Regions from separate parts of the Homo sapiens genome. Here regions 1, 2, 3, 4 and 6 are each linked to region 5. A link is a contact called in ENCODE Hi-C or POLR2A ChIA-PET data. All regions are on one chromosome and are shown on one strand. Each heading gives the region's core, a stretch centred on a gene start or an enhancer-like site at or near the end of the contact. The rest is flanking DNA. Distances are from core to core; before and after follow the strand shown. Region 1 holds the start of ARPC1B (actin related protein 2/3 complex subunit 1B). Region 2 holds the start of SMURF1 (SMAD specific E3 ubiquitin protein ligase 1). Region 3 holds the start of ATP5MF-PTCD1 (ATP5MF-PTCD1 readthrough). Region 4 holds the start of ZNF655 (zinc finger protein 655). Region 5 holds the start of KMT2E-AS1 (KMT2E antisense RNA 1). Region 6 holds the start of IFRD1 (interferon related developmental regulator 1).

What was found. Hi-C counts contacts between places; a loop is a spot of excess contacts on that map. ChIA-PET counts read pairs that join two places held with the same protein, here RNA polymerase II (POLR2A). Pooled maps may share reads with other maps.
Region 1: a map of CD8-positive, alpha-beta T cell shows a loop between it and region 5 (8-fold over the local background). The contact joins the promoter of ARPC1B here to the promoter of KMT2E-AS1 in region 5. A Hi-C loop is called at or near these places in 1 of 168 maps with a recorded cell type or tissue (CD8-positive, alpha-beta T cell), 1 of 37 single-sample maps with no recorded cell type and 8 of 50 pooled maps. POLR2A ChIA-PET finds 5 or more read pairs at or near these places in 2 of 52 experiments (activated CD4-positive, alpha-beta T cell and naive thymus-derived CD4-positive, alpha-beta T cell).
Region 2: a map of naive thymus-derived CD4-positive, alpha-beta T cell shows a loop between it and region 5 (16-fold over the local background). The contact joins the promoter of SMURF1 here to the promoter of KMT2E-AS1 in region 5. A Hi-C loop is called at or near these places in 1 of 168 maps with a recorded cell type or tissue (naive thymus-derived CD4-positive, alpha-beta T cell) and 7 of 50 pooled maps. POLR2A ChIA-PET finds 5 or more read pairs at or near these places in 1 of 52 experiments (K562).
Region 3: a map of naive thymus-derived CD4-positive, alpha-beta T cell shows a loop between it and region 5 (20-fold over the local background). The contact joins the promoter of ATP5MF-PTCD1 here to the promoter of KMT2E-AS1 in region 5. A Hi-C loop is called at or near these places in 1 of 168 maps with a recorded cell type or tissue (naive thymus-derived CD4-positive, alpha-beta T cell) and 2 of 50 pooled maps. POLR2A ChIA-PET finds 5 or more read pairs at or near these places in 1 of 52 experiments (HEK293T).
Region 4: a pooled map shows a loop between it and region 5 (9-fold over the local background). The contact joins the promoter of ZNF655 here to the promoter of KMT2E-AS1 in region 5. A Hi-C loop is called at or near these places in 1 of 37 single-sample maps with no recorded cell type and 3 of 50 pooled maps. POLR2A ChIA-PET finds 5 or more read pairs at or near these places in 1 of 52 experiments (activated B cell).
Region 6: a map of CD8-positive, alpha-beta T cell shows a loop between it and region 5 (23-fold over the local background). The contact joins the promoter of IFRD1 here to the promoter of KMT2E-AS1 in region 5. A Hi-C loop is called at or near these places in 2 of 168 maps with a recorded cell type or tissue (CD8-positive, alpha-beta T cell and gastrocnemius medialis), 1 of 37 single-sample maps with no recorded cell type and 12 of 50 pooled maps.

The regions. Positions count from the first base shown.
Region 1 is chr7:99,373,370-99,376,468 of GRCh38, reverse strand. ARPC1B (actin related protein 2/3 complex subunit 1B) reads right to left here and starts at 1,739. Exons shown (of 10, transcript NM_005720.4): 1 at 1,688-1,739. RefSeq lists silencers at 829-1,468, 1,479-2,358 and an enhancer at 2,659-3,099.
Region 2 is chr7:99,142,689-99,145,557 of GRCh38, reverse strand. SMURF1 (SMAD specific E3 ubiquitin protein ligase 1) reads left to right here and starts at 1,450. Exons shown (of 18, transcript NM_181349.3): 1 at 1,450-1,832. The coding sequence starts at 1,778. RefSeq lists silencers at 1,189-1,688, 1,829-2,158, 2,219-2,268.
Region 3 is chr7:99,464,482-99,467,456 of GRCh38, reverse strand. It overlaps ATP5MF-PTCD1 (ATP5MF-PTCD1 readthrough), which reads left to right and starts at 1,290. Exons shown (of 9, transcript NM_001198879.2): 1 at 1,290-1,328. The coding sequence starts at 1,316. ATP5MF (ATP synthase membrane subunit f) reads left to right here and starts at 1,290. Exons shown (of 4, transcript NM_004889.5): 1 at 1,290-1,346. The coding sequence starts at 1,316. RefSeq lists enhancers at 1,102-1,221, 888-1,503, 1,504-2,121.
Region 4 is chr7:99,557,196-99,560,233 of GRCh38, reverse strand. ZNF655 (zinc finger protein 655) reads right to left here and starts at 1,592. Exons shown (of 3, transcript NM_138494.3): 1 at 1,447-1,592. It also overlaps a transcript of FAM200A not described here. RefSeq lists enhancers at 1,518-1,787, 1,818-1,947.
Region 5 is chr7:105,012,782-105,015,595 of GRCh38, reverse strand. KMT2E-AS1 (KMT2E antisense RNA 1) reads left to right here and starts at 1,455. Exons shown (of 1, transcript NR_024586.1): 1 at 1,455-2,814. KMT2E (lysine methyltransferase 2E (inactive)) reads right to left here and starts at 1,391. Exons shown (of 27, transcript NM_182931.3): 1 at 1,061-1,391. RefSeq lists enhancers at 1,072-1,301, 1,562-1,681, 2,002-2,051, 1,843-2,382, 2,472-2,814 and silencers at 1,362-1,451, 1,802-1,851.
Region 6 is chr7:112,449,181-112,452,087 of GRCh38, reverse strand. It overlaps IFRD1 (interferon related developmental regulator 1), which reads right to left and starts at 1,628. Exons shown (of 12, transcript NM_001550.4): 1 at 1,306-1,628. The coding sequence starts at 1,399. It overlaps LOC128031837, which reads right to left and starts at 1,601. Exons shown (of 1, transcript NM_001414739.1): 1 at 1,443-1,601. The coding sequence starts at 1,601. The coding sequence ends at 1,443. RefSeq lists enhancers at 784-903, 1,024-1,073, 1,314-1,603, 903-1,720, 1,721-2,538.

The DNA.
Region 1 (3,099 bases), core at 490-2,989, 5.6 Mb after region 5:
TTGGAGGCCAGGAAGTTAGGTTCACCTGGGGGAACACTATGATCAAGGTGAGCAACAAACGCACGTTTATACTGTCAGCGCCTGACACGCTGCCAGGTGTCTTGCAGTATTGCATTTCAGCCTCCCAGTCTTTAAGGTTCCCATTTTCCAGATAAGGAAAGTTGAGGCTGGCAGGAGTTGGGTGGCTTACCAGTCACTGGCCAGTGAAGGGAGAAGCTGGCACTCCTACCTAGGTCCCTAAGATTTTATTTATTTATTTAGAGACGGAGTCTGGCTCTGTTGCCAAGGCTGCAGTGCAGTGGTACAGTCTTGGCTCACTGCCAAGGCAGGTTCAAGCAATTCTCTTGCCTCATCCTCCTAAGTAGCTGGGATTACAGGCATGTTACGTGGCTTTTTTTTTTTTTTTTGAGACGGAGTCTTGCTCTGTTGCCCAGGCTGGAGTGCAATGGCGTGATCTCGGCTCACTGCAACCTCTGCCTCCCGGGTTCAAGCAATTCTCCTGCCTCAGCCTCCTGAGTAGCTGGGATTACAGGTGCGTGCCACCATGCCTGGGTAATTTTTGTATTTTTAGTAGAGACAGGGTTTCACCATGTCGGTCAGGCTAGTCTCGAACTCCTGACCTCAAGTGATCCGTCCACCTCGACTCCCAAAGTGTTGGGATTACAGGCATGAGCCACAGCGCCTGGCTACATTTTATTTATTTATTTTAATAGAGAAAGGGTCTCGCAATGCTGTCCATGCTGGCCTCCAACTCCTGGCCTCAAGCGATCCTCCCGCCTGGGCCTCTCAAAATGCTAGGATTCTATGTGTGAGCCACCGCGCCCGGCCGGGATGGGTGGTGGTAGCCTCCGGGCTGCATTGGCAGAGGAGGCAGGGGGAGGTCTGACTCCCCAGGCTTGCACTCCTGATCCCTTCACTGCCCGCGGGTGCAGCCCGGCCCCGCCCCGCCCTAGGCGGCCTGGCTGCTCTCCCAGCGCCTCCGGAAAGGGAGGGGCTGCTCGGATCTGCCCTGGCCGCGGAGCCCTGCAGCTGAGGGGGTGCGTTCCGGGACCCCGCCAGCCAGGCCCGCCCCGTACGGGACCCCTCGGACCTGGCCCGGGGGAGGCGGGTGGGAGCAGCGGGAGCGGCCAGGAGGGCAGGGGCGGGGCGGCAGGAGACGCCAGCTCATTTCCCGGCGGCTGCAACCCGGAAGGCTCCGGGGATGGAGGGGAAGTGACTGGGTGTGGGGCCCCGCCGGCCCGAAGTAACGGGGCTACACCGACCGACCGCGGGGCAAGGCTGGGGATGGGGGCCGGGGAGCAGGGGCGGAAGGCACGAGGCGGAAGCTTGGGGCCGGGGGCTGGGGACGCCCCGAGGGCGCCCGGTGCGCTGGGAGCCCGCGTTTCCACAGTCTGGCCCTGCGGCCACCCCCGCGCCCCCTCCAATCCCAGGGCTCCCTCTCCTTTCCGTGAGCCCCTCGTCCCCGCGCCCCCTCCTCTCCATGTGCCCCCACTCATCCCCGTGCCCCTATTGGGCGGCGCCCCACATCTATGCGTCCTCACTTCCAGGCGCCCCCCGGTCCCCTCCTTGCACCCCCTCTCATCCCTCCAGTCCCGCTCACTCCCAGGCGGCGCCCCACATCTACGCGCCCCCCCACCTCCAGGTGGCTCCCCTGACCCCCACCTCCGGGCGCCCCCACGGCCCTCACCTCCCGCGCCCCGGCCGCGGACTCTGGGCAGTCGACGCGCCGAACCGGCTCTGGGCTCCGCGCCGGAGCAGCAGCCACTTCCTCGTGGGCGGGGGGCGGGGCCTGCCGACCTCAGCCCGGTAGGGCCCGGGGGCGGGGACCTGGGGCAGCGGTCGCGAGATCCAGGTCCCGCCCTCCCTTCGGGGTGGGGGTGCTGCCGGTACCCGCGCAGACGTCGGAGCCCAAGGCTCTGTCCGCAGAAGCCGTCCGCAACCACCGTCAATGCTTTACCAATGGGGAAACTGAGGCTGGGAGCCAGGCGCGCAGCCTGAGCCGCCGCTGGGCTGGACCTCCGAGCCTGGGCCGGGCGCACGGCCCCCGGGGACTGCCGGGCGCAGGGTCGGGGAGTCACGTCCTCTGAGCCCGGACGGCGGGTACTGCGGGCTCCGCGCTCACACGCAGGTGAGCGGCTAGCGAGCCCTGCAGCCCCGTCGGCAGCCAGCGAGGAGCTCCCTTCACGCTGATGCCGGTGGGCGCCAACTGTGCAGGCCCTGGGCGGGGAGCAGGCGGTCCGGGCGTGGCCAGGGCAGCCCGGCCCCGCCCCCTTGGCCCTCCGTGTCCTCGCCACGAAACAGGGGTGCTGTCCCCGGGCAGGGTGACACTGGCCGCCCCTGCTGACGCTGGCCGGCCAGTTAACTTCTTTCCTTTCTGTTTTACGTCAATCGGCTTCACTTCTTTAAGTTACCCGGTTAGCCTTGCAGAGCCGCCTGATTGCGGGTCTTGGGCTAGGTGGTCCCCGGAGTCTTCCCATCCTGACCCTCTGCCTCTTCAGTGGATACGTGGCCTGGCGGCCAGGCAGATGGAAGAGACCCCAGTGAAAACCTTACCTCGGCCGGTCGCGGTGGCTCACGCCTGTAATCTCAGCACTTTGGGAGGCCGAGGCGGGAGGATCACGAGCTCAGATCGAGACCATCCTGGCTATCACGGTGAAACCTCGTCTCTACTAAACAATACAAAAATTAGCCAGGCGTGGTGGCGCATGCCTGTAATCCCAGCTACTCGGGAGGCTGAGGTAGAAGAATCGCTTGAATCTAGGAGGCAGAGGTTGCAGTGAGCCGAGATCGCGCCATTACACTCCAGCCTGGGCGACAGAGTGAGACTCTGTTTCAAAAAAAAAAAAAATTAGCTGCAAGGAGCCCCATGGCGTGATGGAGCGCTGCTGTAATCCCAGCTACTCGGGAGGCTGAGGCACGAGAATTGCTTGAACCCCGGGGGCAGAGGCTGCAGTGAGCCAAGATGGGGCCCCTGCACGCCAGCCTGGCAACAGAGCGAGACTTCCTCTCAAACAACAACAAAAACCTTCCCTCCTCTTCTCTCCTTCAGACCCCTCTCTCTAGTATTTGTGCAGGGTCTTCCTGGATCTCTGGAGATCC
Region 2 (2,869 bases), core at 201-2,700, 5.9 Mb after region 5:
AGTGGGGTCTGGGAGCGGTGGCTTAGGCCTGAAATCCCAGCACTTTGGGAGGCTGAAGCGGGCAGATCACCTGAGCTCAGAAGTTTGAGACCAGCCTGGCCAAAACAGCGAAACCCCATCTCTACCAAAAATACAAAAATTAGCTGGGTGTGGTGGCTAACGCCTGTAATCCCAGCTATACAGGAGGCTGAGACACGAGAATCACTTGAACCTGGGAGGTGGAGGTTGCAGTGAGCCAAGACCGTGCCACTGCACTCCAGCCTGGGTGACAGAGTGAGACCCTGTCTCAAAAAACAACAACAACAACAACAAGGTAGTGGGTAAAAAACAAGTTTGATAAACCTAGTTTTCCCTCTTTCTAATAATACCAGTTTATTTCTATAACATGCTAACAGAGAGGAGTTTGTTTGCTGGAGAAAGCGCATAATGAGCTTTTTCTGTGTGTGTGTGTGTGTGTGTGTGTGTGTGTTTTGAGACAGTGTCTAGCTCTGTCACCCAGGCTGTAGTGCAGTGGCCTGATCATAGCTCACTGCAGCCATGAACTCTGGGGCTCAAGTGATCCTCCCACCTCAGCCTCCCAGTACCTGGGACTACAGGCGCGCACCACCATGCCCAGCTAATTTTTGTATTTTTTGTAGAGATGGAGTCTCCCTATGTTGCCCAGGCTGGCCTCAAAGTCCTGGGCTCAAGTGATCCGCCCGCCTCGGCCTCCCAAAGTGCTGGGATTACAGGCTACAGCCACCGTACCCAGCCATGAGCTTTTGGTTCTAACCTGCAACCCCGGGAGAAGGGGAAATTTAGCAGAAGACATGGGAACACAAACCACAATGCCACTTTCTTGTTTGGTAAAATTGTATGCAGAATGGATAATAACAAACATCCGCCTCTCAACTTTATCCCTCCCTCTCATCTCGTTTTCCTTGTCCGTATATGGCACTTCTGCGATTCTGGCAACTTTGTTATGGGTCAGTGGAGCACACCCGTTGCACAGAACACACCTAAGGGCTTTGTCTCTTTGAGAAGTCCCTCCCTTGAACTTGCACGATCGAAAGCTCTTAACTGAAAAAAACTGGTATTGCACGCCTGTGTGCAAGGAGCTTGGTGTGGACACAGCCCACGGTTTCATGCAAACCACTCTTCAGTCACTCAGGAGCCCAGAGCCTCGCAGAGACAGGGGTCAAGACAGAGGGCGACCGCGCGCTGGGTCCCGGGGCCAGCTCTGCTCTCCCTTCCCGGGCTCGGGGCCAGACCCTCCCACCCACCGACCACAGGAAGGGTGAAGACCCCAACCCGCGGGATCCGGGCCCCGCGCGCCCGAGGCAGGCGTGCGGGCGACGTAGCAGCGCACCCCGCCCCGCCCCAGCGTACGTGGCGGGGGCGCGCACGCACGCAGGCGCGGGGGCGCGCAGGGCCGGGCCGGCACGGCGGCGGGCGCGCGCGCGGCTCGGAGAGGCGGCGGCAGCGGCGGAAGCGGCGAGGGCGGCGGGCGTCCGGCTCTGAGGTGGTGGAGGCGGCGGAGGCGGCGGCGGAGGCGGCGGCGGCTCGGGACTGGGCTCGGCTGGAAGCAGCGAGGGTCAGAGCGCCGCAGCAAGCGCCGATCTCCCGGCTCGACCATCCGCCTGCCGCCCGGACGCCTGGGCCGCGGAGTTTGTGTCCCGGCTCGGACCCCGGCGCCCAGCCCGGAGCCGTAACCTTGAGGCGGCGGCGGCGGGGCCGGGCCGGGCCGGGCTGGGGGGCGGTGGCGCTGGATCCGCGGCTGCCCGATCGTTGGCGGGAGATGTCGAACCCCGGGACACGCAGGAACGGCTCCAGCATCAAGATCCGTCTGACAGGTACGGCCGGCGGGAGGCCCACCCGCGCCCCGGCGCCCCCTCGCCCGCCCCGGAATTCCCCGCAGGGCGCCCTTGGAAGCGGCCCTCCCCCACGCCGGCCGTTGTCCCAGGACCTCGTCACCCCCTTCGGCGTGCGCCCCTCGCTTCTCCCTCCTGGCCCCGCCCCCTCGCCGTTGCCCGGCCCCGCCCCCTGGCCGCTCGCGCCCCCTCGGTCTCGCGTTCCCTCCCGTTCCCCCGCACCTGCCCCCTCGCATCTCCGTCCTGGCCCCGCCCCTCTCATTTCCATTCATGGCCACGCCCCTTGCATCTCCTTCCCTGGCCCCGCCCCTCGCTTCTCTTTTCCTGGCCCCGCCCCTTGCATCTCCTTCCAGGCCCTTTCCCCTCACCTCTCCCCGGCTCGGCCCCTTGCCTCTCGCTTCCCTTCCTCTCCCTAGCACCTGACCCCTCGCTTCTCCCCCCAGGCCCCGCCCCCTTGCCTTTCACCTCCATCCCTGTGGTCCTTTCTCTTCCCCACCTTTCCTCCCCAAACCTGACCCCGCCCATCTCTCTGGCCCCACCCCCTCGCTCCTCTCTGCTCCCGCCTCCTAACTTTCTGTCCCCGCCCCCTCGCTTCTCCCTGCGTCCAGCTCCCTCGCTTCTCTCTGGTCCCGCCTCCTCACTTCTTTCCTAGCCTGGGCCCTCACTTCTTCCTGGTCCCGCCTCCTCACTTCTTTCCTAGCATCGGCCCTCACTTCTTCCTGGTCCCGCCCCCTTGCTTCTCTCCTTTTTTTCTCCTCCGCCGTTTTTACCCCCTCCCTCCTTCTCCTCGCTTCCCATCCTCTCCGCCCACCTGCCCCCTCGCTTTTCCCTCCTGGCCTTGCCTCTGTTCCCCTGGTCCCATCCCTCACTTCTCACCACTTTCCCATCATCTCTCTTGCTTTCCTGTTTTCCCTCCCACCTGCTCCCTCCCCTCATCCTCCTGGTCTTTCCCACCACTTCCAAGCTATTTTGCTACCTCCCCTTCCACTTGCCCCCTTGCTTCTCCCCTCCTGCCCCCA
Region 3 (2,975 bases), core at 41-2,540, 5.5 Mb after region 5:
CCTCTGAAACAAGAAATGTAGCAGAATGAACTGAACGAGGGTGGCATTTATTTGGCAAGTTATGACTACAAGACCTGCTCTCGAGGTTGTTTTAAAAATCGGAGGCCCGGCGCGGTGGCTCACGCCTGTAATCCTAGAACTTTGGGAGGCCGAAGCGGGTGGATCACGAGGTCAGGAGATTGAGACCATCCTGGCTAACATGTTGAAACCCCGTCTCTACTAAAAATACAAAAAAATACAAAAAATTAGCCAGGCGTGGTGGTGGGCGCCTGTAGTCCCAGCTACTCGGGAGGCTGAGGCAGGAGAATGGAGTGAACCCCGGAGGTGGAGCTGGCAGTGAGCCGAGATCGCGCCACTGCACTCTAGCCTGGGTGACAGAGCGAGACTCTGTCTCTAAATAAATAAATAAATTAATTAAAATAATCAAAATTGAAGTAGCCCGGGCAGTGTGGTTCATGCCGGCAGTTCCAGTATTTTGGGAGGCCGAGGTAGGAGGAACGCTCGAGGCCAAGAGTTTAAGAGCAGTCTAGGCAACATAGGGAGACGCCTTCTCTACAAAATATAATTAGCTGGGCGTGGTGGCGTGCACCTGTAGTCCCAGCTACTTCGGAGGTGGAGGAAGAACGCTTGAGGCCAGGAGTTCAAGACCAGCCTGAGCAAAATAGAGAGCCTCTACCCCCACTCCTCACCACACTGTTTCCACCAAAAAAAAAAAAAAAAAAAAAAAAAAAAAAAAAAAGCTGGAAGTGGTGATGTGAGCCTGTAGTCCTAGCTACTTGGGAGGCTGAGATGGGTGGATCGCTTGACTCCGGGAGTTCAAGGCTGCAGTCAGCCGTGATCAAGCCACTGTCTGAAAAGTAAATGCTCGTCTGAAAAGTAAAAAATAAAAATAAAAATAGACTGGGCGCGGTGGCTCACGCCGGTAACCCCAGAACTTTGGGAGGCCGAGGCGGGGGGATCACGTGAGGAAAGGAGTTCAAGGCCAGCCTGGCCAACATGGTGAAACCCTGTCTCTACTAAAAATACAAAAATTAGCTTGCTGTGCTGGTGCACGCTTGTAGTCCCAGCGCGGCCTCTTCCCACCTTTTAAGGTAGAGAGCCCAGGCTGAGGCGCCCCTCTCTCTAACTGCAGGACCCTCGGATTTTTGCTGTCCAGGCACCTCGCCCTTCGCTTCATGGCCTTCTAGTAGTTCCAGGGTGTTCGCAGTTGTGACCTGCTTCCCGTGAGCCTCTGCTCTACGCCCCTGGATGGGGCGTGCATTCCCTACCCAGCAGCCCTCGCGCGGTCCGGCACAGCGGACACCAGGACTCCAAAATGGCGTCAGTTGGTGAGTGTCCGGCCCCAGGTAAGGCTGTTTGGACTCCGTGGTGGAAGCAGGAGCCAGGGTCCAGGGTCCAGAGCCACACTGGGAGAGAAGGAAGCTGCGGAGCTGCCTGCCCTTTGCTCAGGCACTTCGCCACGACCTCACTTGAGGCGCGCCAGACCCCGCTCCGCCTGCCCAGGCGCGCCTTCCTGCTGCCCAGGGCCTGCGCCAACCGGGTTAGGCGTGGAGGGTGAAGGCATCTGGGGCACGCGCTTCTGGGCCTGGGAATGCGCCGCCTTGGGCCACTGTTCCTCTTTCCGCTAAGAAATAGCCGCTTCCCTCTCCCGCTGCGACCCAGTTGCTTTGCACTTGAATGTTAGGCGCAGCTTTTGCCCTTTTTTCCCAAGGCTTAAGCTCAGATGAAGCTCCAGGAGGAGCTCAGGACTAGGACTGTACCTGATACCATGTAAGGTTCGATGCATATATGTTGAATCAGAGAGGCGAGGTGACCTGTTCAAGGTCACAACTCGTGCGAGGGCTGAGCTGGTATTCAAACCTGAGGATTCGTGGTAAATGAACTTTATTCTCTAGGACGGCCTTATGACTAGCAGGCTTTTCCGAGACACCCATGTGTAAATCGCTACATTCATCCCGCTGTGCACACTGATGATTTTTGTTTGTTTGTTTTTGAATAGTTAGCCCTAGATGCTCCATAGTAGCCTTGTCAGAGAGTCCTTGTTGGGAAAGTCGATTCCATTTTACAGATGAGGGAAATAACTGTTCGGGATGTGGTGTGGCCTCTCTGAGGTCACACAGCCTGATAGTGGCAGAGTTTTGATTAACACATGTGTGTCTTAGCTCAGTTTCTGGTTTTTTTTTATCATTTTTTTTTTGAGATGGCGTTTCGCTCTTGTCGCCCAGGGTGGAGTGCAATGGTGTGATCTCGGCTCACTGTAACCTTTGCCTCCTGGGTTCAAGCGATTCTCCAGCCTCAGCCTCCGAGTAGCTGGGATTACAGGCGCAGGCCACCATGCCCAGCTAATTTTTGTATTTTTAGTAGAGACGGGCTTTCACCACGTTGGCCAGGCTAGTCTTGAACCCCTGACCTCAGGTGATCCATGTACCTCGGCCTCCCAAAGTGCTGGGACTACAGGTGTGAGCCACTGCGTTTCTGTATTCTTTTTTTTTGACATGGAGTCTCACGCTGTCGCCCAGGCTAGAGTGCAGTAGCTGATCTCGTCTCTGCAACCTCTGCCTCCCAGGTTCAAATGATTCTGCTGCCTCAGCCTCCCAAGTATCTGGGATTACAGGCACACACCAGTACCTACGCCCGGCTAATTTTTTTTTGTATTTTTAGTAGAGATGGGTTTCGCCACGTTGACCAGGCTGGTCTCAAACTCTTGACCTCAAGTGAGTCACCTGCTTCGACCTCCCAAAGTGTTGAGATTACCAGCGTGAGCCACTGCGCCTGACCTCTGGTTTGTTTTTTTGAGATGGAGTCTCGCTCTGTCGCCCAGGCTGGAGTGCAGTGGCGCGATCTCAGCTCACTGCAAGCTCTGCCTCCCGGGTTCACGCCATTCTCCTGCCTCAGCCTCCTGAGTAGCTGGGACTACAGGCGCCCGCCACCCCGCCCAGCTAATTTTTTGTATTTTTAGTAGAGACAGGGTTTCA
Region 4 (3,038 bases), core at 343-2,842, 5.5 Mb after region 5:
GCGGGTCTGTAATCCCAGCTATTCGGGAGGCTGAGGCAGGAGAATTGCTTGAATACAGAAGGCATACGTGGCAGTGAGCCAAGATTGCACCACTGCACTCCAACCTGGGCAACACAGTGAGACTCCGTCCCAAAAAAAAAAAAAAGAAAAAAAAGAAAAAGAAATATGGATATGCTTCAGCTTTAAATACTTAAGAACCAAATCATAGAAGAGTCTCTAATTTGGAATTTGTGGCATTAAAAAAATTAACACGGTACAATTTAATAGTGTAAAGCTTTCTGTGGAAACTTTAAAATATTTAAAATTGGCCACGTGCGGTGGCTCAAGCCTGTAATCCCAACAGTTTGGGAGGCACAGACGGGTGGATCCCTTAAGCTCAGGAGTTCCAGACCGTCCTGGACAACATGGTGAAACCCCGTCCCTACAAAAAAAAAAAAAAAAAAAAAAATTAGGTGGCCCAGGCCTGTAGTTCCAGCTACTCCAAAGGCCAAGGCAGGAGAATCGCTTGAGCTTGGGAGGTAGAGGCTGCAGTGAGCTATGACTGCGCCACTGCATTCCAGCCTGTATGACAGCGTGACAGCCCACCTCAAATAAACAAAACAAAATATTTAAAATTTACAATCGTCTTTGGAGGCTCAAGTTGGTGCCCAGAGAAAAATGCTAGTTATGATTGCTCATTTTATTTTAATTTTGTTTTAGCAGAGATGGGAGTCTCGCTATGTTGCCCAGGCTGGACTCGAACGCCTGGCCTCAAGCGATCCTCCCACTTCGGCCTCCCAAAGTGCGGGGATTACGGCGTGAACCACCGTGACAGGCCCGCGTTTACGTAAATAAACTCATTTAAATAAATAAAACAGCAGGCCCCCTAGGAAATGTCTTGGTAACACCGTCAGCCCACTCCGATTTACTACACGGGCTTGGCGAATAAAACTCCACTTTTGGGGTCAGGCCCTTCGCTAACTCAGACCAGCTAGACCGGCCTTTTCCCGGAATCCTGAGAGCAACGCAGGTAAGAGCTGCGGTTCGAACAGGTTTGAGCGGCGTCCTTCAGGCCCAAGGACGCATGAGGGTGCCGTCCCCCTCCCACCACCCTCGCCCTGGGCCCCTGCCCGGCTCCCAGCTCGGTCCTCAGAAGGCCTTGCCCGGCGCTGCCCTCCTCCCACTTCCCTTTTAGGCCAAGGCAAAGTCCCAAAAGGACCAGTGAGGACATACAGACCAGCTCGCACCAGGGCACGGTCGCCGGCTCCTGACGGCGGGGCCCTCGGTCCGCGAGGTGAATGAACCAGGGCTGAAGAGAAACAGGCCCTCCTCGCACCCGGGCCTCCGCGCACTCTCGGGGAAGCGAACTACCGTCGGCCGCGGCCGGACGCCGCCTCCTTCTACTCCCGTGAAGGCAAAACAAGCTGCCACCCCGCTGCGACCCCAAAACGGCTTCCGGGTACTCACCGAGGGGAGGGGCGGGCCTGGCCGCTGTCCTGTCACCTACACACTCGCGCTCGGGGCCACCACAGCCTCTCCCGGGCCGCTGTAGACAGCCCCGAGGCCGGCGCTTCTCGGTGGCACTTCCGGCGACGGAGTGCAGGGTCCCGAATGAGGGCCCCCCCTCCTCCGCCCAGGCATGAGGGTCCCGGATGTGGGTGAGAGCCCCGGATGAGGGTCCCGGATGTGAGTGAGGGCCCCGGATGTGAGTGACGGCCCCGGATGAGGAACTCGGAGGAGGAGCTGGGCCCGCGCGTCCATGATTCGAAGGCTCGTTTTCGCAGCTTTTCCACGTCTTTTTCCGGTCCCACTGCCCTCCATGCTAACTCACTGGGCGTCTCTAGCCGTTATACCAACAATGACTGCGACCAGTGTTGGGAAAGCGCCCCCTGGGCCCCTCCCTGACGCCAGCCCATCCTTGAGACTCCCTGCAAGGAGGCGGCCCGACCCAGTGGGTGCGTGTCGTGGGGTGAGGAGGAATGGCCGACCTAATGGTCCCGCTTCCGTGAGTAGCACAGGGGTGCCTGCTCAGAGTGTAGTACAACGCTGACAAGTAGAAGGCGAGGATTGCGGGGCCTGGGTGAGATGGGACCCACTAAGTTGTGGGATCGAAATCTCAGTAGGTCCTTGGGGAAAGCGGGGACGGGAGGGGAGATGAGCAGATTGGAATAGAACCGAGAGAGACGGAGGAAACTGACAGTTGCGTCCCTGGTGGGAAGACTAAAATCTATGCAGAAACAGGGATAGGCAAAAGCATTGTGCACAAGCGGGACAGGCAGAGCGCCGGGACAGAAACCCTTAGGACATTCTGACACCTTGCTGAACCTGGATCCTTACAGAATATGTCTTGTAGGTGAAGCTAGATCTGCAAGGCATAGGCAAGCCTCTTAGAGAATCAGAAAAGTGATTTGGAAGGAACTTCAGCTGTTACTACTTTGTTTAAGCAAATCAAATGCTGTTCTTTAATGTTACTGGACGTTTCAAATTAAACACAAGAAAACCTGAAGTGTGGCATTTTATATATTTTTTCAAAATGTATCAGCTTCTTGGAGATTCTGATATTCCTTTCCTCTCTTTATCCCTAAGTATCATTTATCCAACCTAAATTCATACTAGGACACAATCTCTCTAGTCTGCAGTGCCCGTCACAGTGGAGTCAGGATCGGAGAAAGAAAATGCACTGCTTAGTCCATTTCATGCTGGACAGCTCCAATTAGAAACTTTTCCTTGTGTTGAACAGAAATACACCCCTGGTGATGTCTATCTATTGTTCCTGTTGACAGGTCCCCAGGACAATAGATGACACAGTACTTCTTCCTCTTCATAACGGCCATTTTAATATCCTAGGAGAGCTAAAGGTTTGGAGTTCTTCCTGAGTTGCCATTTCCCCACCTAGAACCCTTCACAGGTTGTACCTATTAGCAATGTGATGGGAAACCATTTCAGCAGCAAAGGTGAGTGAGCTATGGCAGTGAGGCACATCGCGTCCAAGTTTTAGCTGACTCAGGCAATTGGCTCCAGTGAGAGGACCACAAAAGGTACCCACTTAAAGAGGCCAC
Region 5 (2,814 bases), core at 206-2,705:
GACTATTTTCCAAATAGGTATTCATGTCTCCAGCCTCGAGTTGAATGCACCTCACTTAATTCTCTCCAAGGTCTCCAGAACTCCAAACACCTTACCTTATTCACATCTCTAAAAAGGGAACAAAATAGGCAAAACGAGGTTTACTCTAGAGCTAACTCTAGCGATTCCTCTTTGACTTTAAATTGTATCGTTCTTAAGACAGAGCCCAGCAAGGACGGATCTATACGGAACTAAGGCCAGTAGAAGAGAGCACTCTGGATTGTTTTTTTCTCACCCCCACCCCGTTTAGCACAGTGAACCGTTTGTTTCTCATCTGTGTCTGCTGCCATAGAATTTGTGCCAATCCCTTGGTCAAAATAAGCTTTTCTGAAATGAGCCATATTGTAGATCCTAAGGCTCCGGCACAGTAAAGGACGGCGGTAATGCAAAAGGAGTGGGGGAGGAGACTGAGAAGGCTGGGTACTGGGGTGACCACTTCAGGGGCGGGTTTACCCTCTCCAGGAGAGGATGAGGAGCTAGCTGTCTCGCTCTCCCACAAAGAGAGATGCCCAGGGCGTTCTTCTTACCCCCTTCGTATTCATGTGCACATTATACCAGAGACTGCCCGTCAAGAAATGGAAGAAGAAAATGGGGCCTATATGGCTTTTCAGCACCTGAACAAGACGCGGTTGAGAAAAGGGAGCGCTGGCAGCTCCTGGGACCACTTCGACACAAACCCTACTAACAGTCACAAGCCTCCGTCTTCACTCAAGCGGCCTTAACCCGCTGCCAATGAGGAGTGCGCCCCCTCCCTAACTCCCCCACTCTCAAGGGGGTTTAACTGCCAGTTACCCCTTTCCCAACCCTAAAACCCGCCATAATGCTCCATTTCTAGGGTCAGGGAGAAGAAAGAATAAATTCGATTTAAGCAAGCAACGTCTTGCGCCGGCAAAGACACCTGAGAGTCAACGTCGGCTCCCCCAGCTTAAGGATAAAGATGAGAGACCTCCCTCCCCCTTGAAACACAAGTACCCCAACCCCGCAAGCCCCAGGAACTCCCATGGAGACGACAGGCACTAACCTGTGATGTTCACACACGAGACACCCGAACCCCGTTATGTGCTCGACCCCCAAGGAGTCTCTCCGCACCTCCGCGAACAGGCGACCCCCCGACAGCAGCCACTGCGGACACAGGACCCGGCTCCACACACCCCCTCCCCAAACAGCAGCGCGCAGCCTCTTCACCAGGAACCGAGGAGTAGGGGAGGGGGCAGCCAGGCAGTCAACAGGAACGCAGAGACGACGGCGAGGCTGCTCGGAGTGTCTATGCCCACTCTGTTGCCGCTCCCGAACTCCGGCACGGTCTCCGACTCGGCCCCCTGCGCCCGCTCAGTGTCACTGCCTCTCGCTCTGGGAAAATGGCGGCGGCGGCGGCGGCGGCCGCGGCGGCGGCGGCGGCGGCGGCAAGTGCACGGGGTACGCCCGTCCCGCTCCGCAGGGGCAGAGGGGGAGGGGATGAAGCTGCCCGGCGCCATTTTGCTTGTGGGCTGCCGCCCGCCGTTGCCTCTCCGCGGAGGCTCGAAGATAGCAAACTGGAGGCGGTGAGGGGGACGGAATCTCTGTCTTTCTGACAACAGATGCATTCAACAATCCACCGAAGGTTTGAGGAAGTGTCGGTATTCGGTGGGACTGGTTCTTTCCCCCTTTCCCCCAGTGGCCCTCAAGTCTGGATATAGGTGAGCTTGGGCATGCCAGTATTGGGTGCACGAACAAGGACAGCAGGGCTTGGGAACGAACTCCCTCCCGTCACCCTCCGAAAGCGATACACCTTCTCCCCCTCCCAAACAACCCCAGTCCCGTCTCCCCGTTCCTCTCCCCCTCCTCCCCCAGCCCAGTCTGGCCTCCAGCGCTGGGTGAACCCGGTTGGGGTGTCACTCGACGCCCACTAGGGGCTGAGGAGGCTCCAGTGCGCAGGCTCCGGGCACCGGATAAAAGCGGAGCTGGCGAGTCTAGTGCTGTCTCGATGGAGGAGCAAGAAACGGAAGAGGTCGGGGGGAGAAGCAGCCGGAAAAATGCAGCCACCGTCAACGCCGCCTCCCTGCCACCGTGCTTCGGGGTAAAAAGCTGCCGTTGCCGTCGGTGCAGTTGCCGTCGCTGCCTCCTATACTTCTCTTGGCCTCGGGGAAGGATTTCCCCACCGGTGGGACAATGTGCGGGGAGGGGAGTGGGAATTCCTTTATATGGCGGTGATTAAACGAGGGAGGGACAGACAGTGATCTCGAAGAAAAAAGGGGGAGACCAAAGAATAAAAGAAGGGTTTCCCCACTAAAATGACACGGCGATTCCGGCTCTTGTTTTGGGGGTCTTTCCCCGAAATGGTTTCCGTCTTCCCCTTGCCCCGCAGCGACCCAGAGCGCTGGGGGAAGCGGAGTGGGGAGAGGCAGAGGCGGTCTCGGCAGCCAATCAGCGCCTGATGTGTCCTGTCGGGCGCGTCGTGGTTGGCTGGCGATGACCTCATCCTGCAGCAGCGGGTGGGGCCAAAGCCGTAGGGGGAGGCTGTTGCAAAGGTAGAGAGGGAGAAGTGACGATGGTGATCGTTGCTGCCGCGGCCGATATGGAACCCAAGCAGTGGCGAAGGGAATCGCAAGGCTCTTCCCTGACCATTTTCTACTGTCCCTGCGCGAGGTGAGGGCCCCGGCTCGGCCTCTGCAAAACTTTGGGGCGCTGGCGCGGAGGAGGAGACAGGATTTCTCCCGTGACTTTTGTAACTGCGTCAGGGCAAGATGGCGCTGGGTCTCTTTGGGGCGCGGGGGGAGAGGCACGTCCACCGCCGCA
Region 6 (2,907 bases), core at 379-2,878, 7.4 Mb before region 5:
TGAATTTCATCAACATGGAGAGCATTCAAAATAAAGAGGCACCTAAAAAATGTAAAAAATTGCTGTTTTAAGAATCCCTCCCTATGGTCAATTATTAAATGTTTAATACATGATCACGAGTTTTTGAGCTTTTTTAAATGCCAGTTTCCAATAACCTTTAACAACATAACCCCATATTTACTTTTCTTGTGAACAAAGGCATATCATTCTGAGTGGCAGCCGTGGCAGAGGGGCAACTGTGTCCAAAAATACCTGATGGCTAATAGTTCCAGTGTGATAACGTCGGAGAATACTCCAATATTTAACTCCTGTTTAAATTTCTAAATAAAATATTACCCAGGTTATTTAATACTCGATTTGAGTTTATTGGGGTCTCTCCTAGAAGGGCCTTCCAATTCCAATTGGAATCCTTTTTCTTAACCATATAATAAGTAGAAAACCATAAGTTCAGTTAAGCACCTACTCATCCCACCCAGGAAAAGTTTCAACTTCGTAGCGAGGGCACAATAACCTCAACTTTTAGCCAACTGCAACCTAAGCTCCTCACCACCCTGCCTCTCTGGGGCTCACTGCAGAGAACATATAGAATGCAGCACAAAGGAGAACGCGTTTCTTCCCCCCGTGAGCAGGAGGTCGCCTCGGGTGGTCGCAGAGGTGCTAGAGGTTCAGGGCTTCTGCAGGTGCCAGTTAGGGGAAGGAGCACAGCCTAGGGGGGAGAAAGTGGTCCCCCCGCCTCCGACGCCTTCGCCTGGCCAGGTGGACCTGCGAGACGGAAAGCTTCCCCAGCGCCTCTGCGTCACCCCGGGCCCACCGCGCAAGGCCCAGGCCGCGTGACGCAAGAGCCCGTCCAAACCCGCCGGACGTCTGGCATCCCAGGAGCTCCATGTTGGAGCCAGGGTGTCAAAGGCGGCCAGTGACGGCACGGGCTCAACTCCCCGTTCTTCCCCACCCGTGGTCGGGGAGAGATCGGGCGAGATCGCCGCCGAGAAAGGAACTCTGACAATGGTTCCTTTCCCGCCCAGCTCCCGGTCAGCCCCTGTCCCGACACACTCTCAGGCCCAAGGACCCGTTCCTCCCTGCCCCCACGGCCGGTGCCCAAGAGTCCGGTTCGCACGCCAGATCTAAATCGCGCGAGGAGCAGCGCCCAGGGCACGCTGGGAATTGTAGTTCAGTAGCCAAACCACGCACCCTGGAAATGCAAATGTGTACATCAGAGAAAGAACTACAACTCCCACCGTGCCGAAGCATGGAAGACTCGCCAGCCTGGCCGGCAACTGGGATGCCGGCGGCGGGGATACCCCTTACCTGCTGTCGCCGCCGTCGCTGCGGCTGCTCCTGACCCGCCGCCGCCAGCACTGCTACCGCGGTGGGGAGTGTTCCGCTTCTTGTTCTTCGGCATCGTGGGACGCCCGGTGCCGCCCAGAGTCGGAGCTTAGCGAGGATCAGCCGATGGAGCTGCACTTTTTACTCGTGCGTCTGTGCGGCGGGCGGCTGAGAGGCGAGTCTTCGGCTAACAACAGAGTCGAGAAGCGGCGGGGGTAAGAGTGGGCGGTGGCGGCAGCAGAAATCCCCGTGAAGAGCTGTGATCGAAAACGATACATGTTTCTCTCTAGCGCGGGAGCTAAGGCGGGGCAGGGGAGGCCACGACGCCTTAAGTAGCAATACCGCCACCTGACGTCACTCTGTGGGCGGGGCTTGAGCGCTTCCCAACCAATCCCTGCACACCTCCCCACTGGACGCCTCCGTCGGGCGGGGCGCGGATCCTACCTACAAATCCCATGCGGCCAGTCTTCCGTCCGCGCCCAGGGAGCCTGTCTTCGTGGCCTCACTGAATTCTGGGAAACGTAGTAAGGCTGGGGCCGGGGCCTCCTCCCAGCCGTCTCTTCCCAACGGGCTTTTCTGCCCACTTGCTTTTCTCCTGGTGACCCCACCCCTGCCTCGGCGCGCCCCCGCCTTGGAACTGGGTGAGGTAGGCACCGGCGATGCACAGTGGGGCGAGTATGCCCTATGACGAGAGTCGGCTTCCAGCTGGCAGCTATGCAATCACCTTTGCTTCTCTTTCTCCGGAGGCTGGTGTTCTCCTTAACCTTTCCCCTACTTCCCTGCGGCACCTGCCAGGCACGCAGCCTTACCTCTCCTGGGTAACATTTCCATGGTTTTAGTTTTAACTAGTTCCATGAACTACTTAAGCCATCATCAGTACTGTACCTGTAATTGGACCGTGGTTCAGGGTTATGTGCCCCCCATCCCCCCCCCCCCCCAAAAAAAGGGATGCTTTCGTCTACTTAGTTGTGGAGTTCGTGTATATCTCAGATTCTAGACTAGGAATATATGACGATTCAGCGTTGTGGGTTTCTATACAAGAATGTGTCCCTTGACAATACTACCTGCCAGTTCTGAGAATTTCACAGCTGGTAAAACAAACACAAGTTATACAGATCAATAATCGCAGTGCTGCCTTTTTTCTCAAGGCACTCCTAGATCTCTGTCTTCCTTGTTAGGACATTTGTCTAGTATTTAGAGCCTGTTATTAGGTTCATATACTATGCTTATGACAGATCAAAGTCCCTGACTCACCTCAATGTAGGTGAGTCATCCGCCACTCCACCTCTCAGCTGAGCTCTATTCTATTTTCAATTGCCTGTAGCAAATTTCCACCAGAATGTTCCACTTGTGCCTCAACCCAACATCTCTGAAACGAATACTATATTTCCTTCTTCCTGTCTTCCCTTTGTTCACTGTACTATTTATTATCCTCCCATATGTTAAATTCCAAAACTCAAATTCATAGTCTTTTTTCCCTTTGATGCACCACCCCCTCCCCACCCGCAAAGCAATTAGTTTTAAAATAGCACTCTTAAATTCCTGTCCTATTCTGTGATCACATGTGACCTCAGTTCATGCCTG